2 separate regions of the Homo sapiens genome follow, and region 2 is linked to region 1. The links are chromatin loops, found by intact Hi-C in ENCODE. Cell type or tissue: endothelial cell of umbilical vein. All regions are shown on one strand. Links, peaks and the distances in the headings refer to the core of each region. The heading gives the core; the rest is flanking DNA.

The links. A loop is a pair of places that touch in the nucleus more often than their neighbours do. Peaks named below come from ENCODE experiments on the same cell type or tissue, not always from the same donor. Only the 100,000 strongest peaks of a DNase experiment are listed, where the experiment ranks them.
Region 2: it touches region 1 in a loop (1.8-fold over the local background); 1 of 110 quality-filtered maps calls a loop at or near these places.

What each region holds. Positions count from the first base shown.
Region 1 is chr12:27,616,417-27,621,803 of GRCh38, reverse strand. All of the region lies in intron 2 of PPFIBP1 (PPFIB scaffold protein 1), which reads right to left. Among named protein-coding and RNA genes, the nearest start is that of REP15, 77 kb to the left of the region's middle. In endothelial cell of umbilical vein, for the core only: no CTCF peak of the experiment used is centred there; a DNase peak (open chromatin) is centred at 2,363; H3K27ac peaks cover 3,105 bases.
Region 2 is chr12:27,459,377-27,464,763 of GRCh38, reverse strand. All of the region lies in intron 1 of SMCO2 (single-pass membrane protein with coiled-coil domains 2), which reads right to left. Among named protein-coding and RNA genes, the nearest start is that of SMCO2, 15 kb to the right of the region's middle. In endothelial cell of umbilical vein, for the core only: no CTCF peak of the experiment used is centred there; DNase peaks (open chromatin) are centred at 2,393 and 3,913; H3K4me3 peaks cover 254 bases; H3K27ac peaks cover 3,650 bases.

The DNA of each region.
Region 1 (5,387 bases), core at 148-5,147:
CGATTGGGAAGAGTGGTAAAAACTGTGGGCAAGGAAACAGTTTTGTGGAGGAATAAGTTTTTATAAATAATCTTATAAACTCAACAGTTTGTCTTGTAGGTAATTTCTGTTGGTTTCTATTCCAACTGGGTGTCAGTTACACTCTTGGCCATACAGTAAGAGGAATGCCAACACTGCTTGTTCCTTTATAGCATACGTGCTCCTGGCCAGAATTACCAGTTTTCGGCTGTGGGAGAAGAGAAATGAAAACCAGAGCCCTGAAACTTCAAAATATATTCTTAACATTGTTATTTCCTATTACAATATTAAGAGACATATGGAAAATTTGTACAATTAACGAATACTGAGCCAAATACTAAGGGGTAATGTAATGCTTTTCAAATTATTCATATTTCAGTTCTGAGTGAATAGCACTAATTGCTGGCTGAAGGGAGGAGTAATGAGAAGGAGGAAAGTAAAGCCAAAAATTATTCCCCAACCCAGGAGTTGGCAAACTATGACCTATGGTCAAATCTAGCCCACTGCCTGTTTTTATAAAGTTTCTTTGGAACACAGTCACATTCATTCGTTTACGTATCATCTATGGTGGCTTTCATGCCACAACAGCAAAGTTGAGTAGTTGTAACTCACGAAGCCTAAAATATTTACTATCTGGCTCTTTGCAGAAAATGTTTCCAGCCCCTTCCCTAACCTACCTTATCCTACAGCCTCCTGAAAGTGCACAGACTCTTCTCTCATTCACCCATTGATTACACAATATTTATTAAGTACCTACTGCATATCAGGCACTATTCTAAGTGATGAAGGTACAGTAGTGAAGAAAAAGAAAGAAAATAGAAGAGGAAAAAAAGTAAAAAGTTGTTGCTCTGATGGCGCATACATTGTAACGGCAAGAAACCACAAAAAATAAACAGTTTAAATATATAGCAGGTGAGAAGGTGATTGATAAGTGTTATGGGAAAAATAACGAAGCAAGCAAGAGGAATAACATTAACATTAGCTTACTCTGTACCGGGCACTGTTTTTAGTGCTTTTCATATATCAATTCAATTAATCCTTACAATAACCCTAAGGACACAATACTTATCCCCACTTTATTGGTGATCAAACTGAGGCACAGAAAGTGATCAAACTGAGGCACCAAGTCACACAGCTAGAAAATGATGTGAAGTCAGACAGTCTGGCAGCAGAGCGCATCCTCTTAATTATATACCGTGCCAGCTCTTTGTGCAGAAAGGGAATGGCAGGCACTTAAAAGTTTTGATCAGATAATCATGGAAGGCCCCACTGATAAAGTGACATTGATTAAAACCTTGAAGAAAGTGAAGGGAGAAAGTCACAGAAATATCTGAGAAGAGCTTCCAGGGAGAAACAACAGTAAATGCAAAGGCCCCTAGAAGGGAGAGCTTCATGTAGTTGATGTTTGAGGTTAGTGGGCCGGAAGCTGGTGAGCCAGAGGGTTAGTAGGGAATGTGGTCCCAGAGGCACAGAAGGCGTGGTGGGAGTGGTGGGGTAGTGGAATCTGGGGCCTCCATGGCAGCCAGGCTTTGACTTCAATTGAGCATGGAGATGGAAGGCCACTGGAGGGTTCTGAGCCAAGGAATGACATGATCTGATTTCTGTTTTAAGAAGTATCCTTCCTAAGAACACACTGCAGGGGTGACAGAGGTAGAAGCAAGAACAGTCAGAAAACAACTGCAACAATTCAGATGAGAGGTGTTCTATTGGTGGCTCGGGTCAGGGTGTGAGCAGTAGAGATGGTGATGGGACACTAGCTATGTATGTATGTGTGAATACACACATAGTAAATATGTGCGTGTATATATATGTAAATATATATATAAAATGTATGTATGTGTGAATACACATATAGTAAATATATATGTATATATATAAACGCATATTGCTATATATTCTGAATACAAAATGTATATTACTATACATATTAGGATGCATTACACATATGAATTAAGTTATAATTTAGAGAGTGAAATGCACAGATCTTTACTGCACAGTTTGATGTGTTCTGACAAATACATACACCTATGTAACATACCCCTAACAAAGACAGCAACGTTTCTATTGCCCTGTGTATATTTTTGATGTAAATGCCAACAGAACTGGATATAGCATTTGGGAGAAAGGACAAACTCAAGACTATGGCCTAAGCCATAGGAGGATGGAGTGGCCATTTACTGAGGCAACTAACTGCCCACTCTCAACTTCTGAGTATGACAGCATTTCCCTCATCCATCAAAGGAAGGAAACAGGAGGAACTATAAAAATATCTTCTGGGTGAGTCATTACCCTGTCATCCTTTACACTGAAATTTGATGAAATACAGCCAGCCCTCCATATCTGTGGGTGCATCATCAGTGGATTCAAAGAACTATGAATAGAAAATATTTGAAAAAAAAATGTGTCTGTGACTAAACATTTACAGACTTTTTCTTGTCATTATTCCCTAAACAACACAACAAAGATTTACCTAGCATTTATATTGTATTGGGTGTTATAAGTAATCTAGTGATGATTTAAAGTATACAGGAGGATATTCTTACGTTATAGGCAAATTCGATGCCATTTTATATCAGGGACTTGAGCATCTCTGGATTTTGATATCTGTGGGAGGTCGTGGGACCAACTCCCCGTGGATACCCAGTGACGGCTGTGCCTGGATCTCGTATATAAAAACTGAATGTCATGGCAGAATACTCAAGGAAGATTACCGCATCATCAAGTACTCCTATAGCACTTGTCTCTCCCCACACCCATTCTCTCTCAGCCTCTGTTACCAAGTACCATATGGAACCACTGGTTATCTCTAATAGATGTTATACTTGGCTAAGGAAAAAGTGTATCTCTGGCAAGCAGCCTCACTTAACCAGGTCCTTGGAATGTTGTCTCTACTAGATCGAGCTTTTTAAGGACTAAAGACCCACTCTTAAAATTTCTCTATCAAGTCTATGGCAATGAAAAGAGGCAGATTCTGTAAAATATTTTGAAGAGATTTATTCTGAGCCAAACATGAGTGACCAACAGCCTGTGACACAGCCCTCAGGAGATCCTGAGAACATGTGCCCAAGGTGGTCAGGCTACAACTTGCTTTTATACATTTTAGGGAGACGTGAGGCATCAATTGATACATGTAAGATCTACATTGGTTCAGTCCAGAAAGGGAGCACAATTTGGGGGAGGGAGGTTGGTTAGTTCCAGATTATAGGTAGATTCAATGAATTTCTGATTGGCAATTGGTTGAAAAAGTTGTTATTATCTAAAGACTTACTATCAATAGAAAGGGATGTCTGGGTTAAGATGAGGGGTTGTGGAGACCAAGGTTTTATCATGCAGATAAAGCCTCCAGGTAGGAAGCTTCAGAGAATAGATTGTCAATGTTTCTTATCAGACTTTAAAAGATTATTCTATCAGTAATTCCAAAAAGGAAGAGGGAATAATGAGTCATGTTGGGCTCCCCCTTCCCATCACGGCCTAAACTAGTTTTTCGGGTTAACTTTGGAATGCCCTTGGCCGAGAGGAGGGGTCCATTCAGGTGGTTGGAATTTTATTTTTGGTTTACACTTACCATGGTGATCATGAAATAAATAACAACTATTTGTATCCATCAAAACAAAACTATTCCTTTATCATCACCAAACATGCTTTGCAGTACTGCATAGGAAAGAATAGAATATTAATGGACTTGTTAGACTCTGACTCTTTCATGTCTTAGAGAATCAACTTAGATTTTGTTTTCATTTCAATAAAAGTTCTGACAACCCGTAACTTTCAGGAGAGAGGGAATGAGGGAGGCAGAGAAGCAGAAGAGAGTAAATGTGTTGAGTTGTCTTGACAGGAACTTGAAAACTTGCTTTTACCACAGCTACATGTTGAATGACGTGGGCAGGACTACTAAATGATCAATATAGTCAGGATTTTCCATATTTTACTATGTCTCATAGGACTAGTGCTCCAAAGTGACATGAATAAATTTATACATTTACTCATATACATACATATATATAGTCAGCCCTCTGTATCCATGAATTTCATATCTATGAATTTAACCAACCACAGATTTAAAATATTCAAATAAAAAAAGAAATTTAAAAATACAGTAGAGCAACTATTTATATAGCATTTGCATTGTAGTAGGTATTCTAAGTAATATAGAGATGATTTAACATATACGGGAGGATGTGTGAAGGTTATAGGCAAATACTACATCATTTCATATAAGGAACTTGAGCCGCTATGGATTTTTGGGATCCTCAGGAGATCCTAGAACCAATCCTCCATGGATACCAAGGGACAATTGTACTTTATTCACAAAGTATTTCTCATTTACCTACCATGTACCAGAAACTGATCTAGGAACTGAGGAGCTTCCATTTGATTGACCGTCTCCAATTCTGTATTTGCTTCCAATTAAGTCCATCTTGTGGACCAGGTGAAGGGATCCCACCTGCCAAGAGACATACCTTTTCCCTAGCTAAGTACAGCATCTGCCTTATTTTTAAGTGGCACCTCGAAACTTGAGTATTCTAAGTGATCGGGGTATACATTCTACTTAATGGGGTGTTTATTTGAGCCTAAAAACAAGGCTGCGGAACAACATACTTTTCAAATTTTTGGTATTTATGCCACCTCTATTGGATGTCTTTGAATTATCTTCATATAAGGATGCTTCAATTCCTGCCCTCCGTTAAAGAATAATAGAGTGTTAAAAATTTATTTTTCCACATGAAACATCTTGCTGCCTCTTGATTTAGCTGTACCAAGCACAGCCAGAGGAAGTTGAGTTGGCTCCACTTCAAATGCCTGCTGTCTAATCTTGACTGGGCACTTAATGTTACTCAAGAATCCTTTTATCCATCATTAGTTCCCTCCCTGTCACATTTCTCATAATGGCTGTCTCTAAAAATTCCTATAAAACTCTCCCCTAACCTGTTCCTATTCCTCCAACACTTAATCTCAGCAGATTACTCCAGATCCCCCCACACTGAGAATCTCAAAGCCAATCCTGGGGAACCCTCTATCTAAAGCTCCTTTGTAGACTTGCTTGTCTGTTCTTGGCCCCTGGCCTTCCATCACAGGAAGAGTCTCCGCCCTTTTATTCTTGATCTCATGCCAAGCTTTCAGACAATTATTCCTTCACTCTTTTACATCTTCAATCTCTTCCATTCCTCTGTTTCGTTCTGCTAAACTAAGAAATATGTTGAAAACCTTCTGGATCTAAAAATCCCAGCCCCAAACAAACAAAAAACACTCCCAGACACTTCCCTCACCCTTCCTGTGTTACGATCCAGTGCTTACTCTCCACAATGATGCCCTTGGAATGAGTAGTCACACAGTCTGCTCCACGGTCCCCTCCAATCTGGCTGCCACCT
Region 2 (5,387 bases), core at 151-5,150, 160 kb after region 1:
AGGCGTGAGCCACCACGCCCAGACTTTTTTTTTTTTTTTTTTTTTTTGAGACAGGGTCTTTTTCTGTTGCCCAGGCTGGAGTTCAGTGGCACAATCACTGCTCATTGCAGGTTCGACCTCCTGGGCTCAAGCCATCTTCCCACCTCAGCCTCCCGAGTAGCTGGGACTGCAAGCATGCGCCACCACACCCGGCTAACTTTTGTATCTTTTTGCTTTTTGTAGAGACAGGTTCTCACCATGTTGCCCAGGCTGGTCTCGAACTCCTAGGCTCAAGCAATCCTCCTGCCTCAGCCTCCCAAAGAGCCAGGATTATAGAGATGAGTCATTGCGCCCGGCCTCTTCTGAGTCTCTGGTTAACTCCAAAATATATGGGCCCCAACAGCTGGTTTCTGTCTTCCTCAGCTCCTTCCCACTCTGCCAGCCCCTGAATGCTGCCAGCTCCCTCTGTGGGCGGTGACCTCGCCTCTGCCTTACTGCACTGATCAAGGCCAGCTGATGAGAATCTTCTCTCCACTGCCAAACAACTCCTGTGTGCAGCCTTTTTTCCATTCAAAATATTCCCGTGTTTTCCCTCATCATCTCCCACTCCCCTTCTATCTCAGAGAAAGCATGTGTGCACTCTCTTTCCTAAGGCTCCCTTCGTTCAGACCCTTGTTGGTTTTTGGGGATTCTATTCCATTAGTTATAAACGCTGTTCGCAATTTCAAAACCTCTGCTTGAGTGCCTCTGCTGGGATTCCACTGGGAGCTCCCAATTTCTTTGAGGAAACAGATGTATAAGTATACTTCTGACATCCTCAGGCTCTGCCTCCGCACTGTTGCTTTGCTTCTGTATTAAAACCTGCTTCTGTTTTCTCTCTTTTAGGAAAAAATGATTTCTTCACTCTGCATTTGGGCTGCCATCTTATCTCTCTCCTTCTTTTTAATAAAGATTTCTCAGGATTTCTCACGACACATTGCATATTACATATTCATATTTTAACTGCTTGTGGTATGGCTTGTTGATTACAAGGTTTTGTTGGTTTGTTTGTTTGCTTATTTTCATAGTTTGAGAGCTGTTAGTCATCCAATTTCCGTGGTGGGTTGGGAACAGTGCATTTGTTTCTCGCACTTATTTGACCCCAGAGCCTTTTCTGTGCTCAAAGCATTGTGCTTCATGGATTGTGCTTTGGTAAGCCCTTTTCAAAGATTATAGAGAAGCCTGGCACGGTGGCTCACACCTGTAATCCCAGCACTTCGGGAGGCTGAGGCGGGCAGATCACTTGAGGTCAGGAGTTTGAGACCAGCCTGGCCAACGTGGTGAAACCCCGTCTCTACTAAAAACACACAAAAATTAGCCGGACGTGGTGGTGGGCACCTGTAATCCCAGCTACTCTGGAAGCTGAGGCAGGAGAATTGCTTGAACCCTGGAGGCAGAGGCTGCAGTGAGCCGAGATCATGCCACTGCACTCCAGCCTGGGCAACACAAGCGAGACTCTGTCTCAAAAAATAAAGAAAGACATAAAGAAATAAAGATGGTAGAGAACCTAAGTGAAGTTCCCAGCCTACGGGAAGAATCACAAACAGCAGCACCCACAAACACAGGGCATCCTCATAGTCGCATCTTGGATCTCGTGACCTTGACCTTGACAGCTTTCCTGAGCCACCTCTTCTCATCCAGTGATGTAACCTCTTGGTGCTGCAGAAACAGACTTCGTCCCAGGCCGGCAGCTGGCTCTAACCCCAACATCTGCTCCACTCCAGCAGGAGGGATGGTGTAGTCCCAGCTTGTCCCACCTGCCAGCCACCAGGCCACCCCCTGCTCAATGAGTCCTGAGACGTGACACTTAAGAAGGATATGGGATCCCAGAGAAAACCCTAAGCCCTAAATGTGTTAGCAAAAGGCTTCGCCGAGGGCCCAGAGATTTCAGGAAGTAAACTTAGAGGGGAGTAAATATGTGTTGATTTATATTCCCACAGGAATCTAAACCTTTTAATGAGTACCTTTCCCTGGAGGGGTTTGTAATATTTTAATTTACTCTCAATTACTATTGTGAAACTAGTAGTTAAGTAGGCTACTCTGGTTTGAATGTGCCTCTTTTTAAACTGTGCCAGTACAGACAGATATCTGCACACTACTGAATACCTCCGAGCTTCACTTCTGTCATTAATAAAATGGGGAAACAATAGCTACCTTGCAGCTTACTGTAGGTATGCAGTGGCTTTATTGTACATAAAGCTCCTGGAACAGAGTAGGCATTAAAAAGAGAAATGACTGTCTGGAGGAGTCAAATACATAAAACCTCAGGCGGCGAAGATTTTGACCTCCGGGAGAAAGAGAATATTATTCATTGTACATCTGGGAAGTCCCTGGCTTCTAGCCCGTTAGTAAAATGATAAAATCACTGTTTTTAAGGAAATTGAGTTCAAAGAAAGAAAAAGAAAGGGAGTAAGGGGGAGGGAGAGAAACTGTGTCATTTCCTATGATAGTAAAGAAAGTTCTTGGAAGCTGAAACTCTCCCGTTAGACTCTAAGCAAGAGTGATGTCAGAGCTGGAACTATAGAAATTGTTAGCACGTCGAATGAACGAAATTAGGGCAGGTAGTTCCTACAGGGCTTCATAGATATTTAGGAAAAAAACATCATTGTGAAATCCCCTTACGTGGTGGTAATAGCAACCTCATCTCTATTACCAAATGTTCATCAGTTACAAATCTAAGGCTCTGCGCTAAGTAAGGCAGAGGATAAAAGGATGTCCAAACAGTCTTTAACTTCAGTTTAGATAAAGATAAATAACAACAATAGTTAGTAGCATGCTGACTGCAAATAATGGTTTATGTAAGTGCTACAGGATTGTAGAGAAACCATTATGGAAAGAATGCCTACAGAAGGGTAGCCTGGATTTTCTAATACTTTCCAAGAGCTTCACACAGTAAAAGAGACCTGAATCAAATATTGTTCTGATGAATGAAGAAGAGGGAAGAAAGATTTCCAGGGAAGGGGAGCTTTCTTAAATGCCAAGGCAAGGGATTTAAAGTTATCTAGAAGTTGAGGAAAAGAAAGTTTGTCTGACAAATCGTATTGTATGAAAGTAATTGTAATTCAATGAATGTTTTAACCAATTAAACAGAAGAGAAGGCAATGGTGGAAGACACATTTATATAAGTAAATATTCATCGTCATATCTATACAGCCAACTCTCCTTATCCGTGGGTTCTGTGGATCCAAAATATTTTAAACGTTACCCTAAGCGAACTAACACAGAAACAGAAAACCAAATACTGCATGCTCTTACCTGTAAGTGGGAGCTAAACATTGAGTACACATGAACACAAAGGAGGGAACAACAGACGCTGGGGACTACTTGAAGGTGGAGGGCTGGAGGAGGAGGAGGATTGAAAAACTACCTATTGAGTACTATGCTATTACCTCGATGATGAAATAATCTGTACACCAAACCCCCGTGACATGCAATTTACCTGCGTAACAAACCTGCACATGTACTCCTGAACCTAAAAGCTAAAAAATATCTTCAACAATATAAAATAACAATACAACAATAAAATAATAAAAGTTTAAGAACAATACAATATAATATTGACATAGCATTTACATTGTCTTAGGTATTAGAAGTAATCTGGAACTGATTTAAAGTATACATAGGAGGATGTGCATAGGTTATATGCAAATACTACACCATTTTATATCAGGCACGTGAACATGCGGGGTGGTTTCTGGATTTCAGAAAGGAGGAAAGAAAAGGGAAAAAGACAGGAAGGCAGGCAAGCACACTGGCAGAAGGGAGCTAGTGAGGATTTCTGTGCCAGGACTGACTTGGTCATATCATGCCCTTGCACAGAAACCGTGTCTTCCTTTCTGAAACCTGGCTTGAAATTGATGTCAGGACATGGTTTCTGGGCTGTTGGAAAAGGAAGCAGTGGTTTCTGGGCACTGGTGTGGGTTTTCCAAGATAAGCCCTGTGAGTCTCATTTCCTTTCCTTTGCATAACAGAGCTAAGGCTTTTGTAGAACAGTCAAACCTTGAAGAACACGGGTTTGAACTGCGAGAGTCCACTTATATGAGGGTTTTTGAAAATAAAAGTTACCCCGAGTGTGCCTGCCTCTCCTGCCTTCCCTTCCACGTCCTCCACCTCTTCTGCCTCTGCCACCCCTGAGACAGCAAGACCAACCCCCGGCTTCTCCTCCTCAGTCTACTCAACCTGACGATCACAAGGATGAAGACCTTTATGACTCACCTTTATGATTCACTTCCAACATAGTAAATATGTTTTCTCTTCCTTATGATTTTCTTTATGACATTTTCTTTTCACTAGCTTACTTTACTGTAAAAATATGGTATATAATACAAATAACGTACAAAATCTGTGTTAATTTACTGATTATGTAATTGATAAGGCTTCTGGTCTACAGGTGGCTATTAGTAGTTAAGTTTTGGGGAGTCGAAAGTTATACCTGGATTTTTGACTGTGTGTGGGGTTGGTGCCCCTAACCCCGGCATTGTGCAAGGGTCAACTCTTATTTATTAAGTACCAATAACTGTCCTAAACACCTTGCATATATTAACTCATTTAATTCTCAAAATAGTCTCATGTGGTTGCTATCATTGTCTCCATTTTACAGATAAAGATGGTCTCACAGAAAAGTCACGCAGCTGGGAATTGGTAATACATGTTACATATGATTTAGATCTAATTTTAAAAATAGTTAAAATTAATTTTAGATTTGTGGTATTTAATTTCAAGGCAGATGAGAACTTGTGATAGGTTTATGCTACTTATTTCCCAATATGTATTCTCCCTTTTGCTGTCATAACAGAATCCTGAGGTTTTAGCCCAATGCGTGCCTGCACAGAAAAAAAACACATTTTCCTGCCTCTTTTTCATCTCCAGGTGACTAAATTCTGGACAATGTGAGTTAGGTGGAAGTGTATGGGCAACTTAAAATGAGAGGCATGCCCTGTGTTCCCCTTCTCCTGCTCACTGGTGGGGATGTGAGGATGTGAGTGTGATGGCTTGAGCAGCTATTTTGGGCAATGAGGAAGCCCACACCCTAAATGATACCCCATTGGGATAGGAGAGCTGACAGCTGAAAGAATCACGGTCCCTGTCCAAATCATGAATATTTATTTATTTATTTTAACTTTTATTTTTGGTTCCGGGGTACATGTGCAGATTTGTTATATAGGTAAATTGTGTGTCACAGAGGTTGTGTGTACAGGTTATTTTGTCACCCAGGTAATAAGCATAGTACCTGATAGGTAGTTTTTGATCCCCACCTTCTTCCCATCCTGCACCCTGAAGTAGTTCTCAGTCTGTTGTTCCCCTGTTTGTACCCATATGTACTTGATGTTTAGCTCCCACTTGTAAGTGAGAACATGTGGCATTTGGTT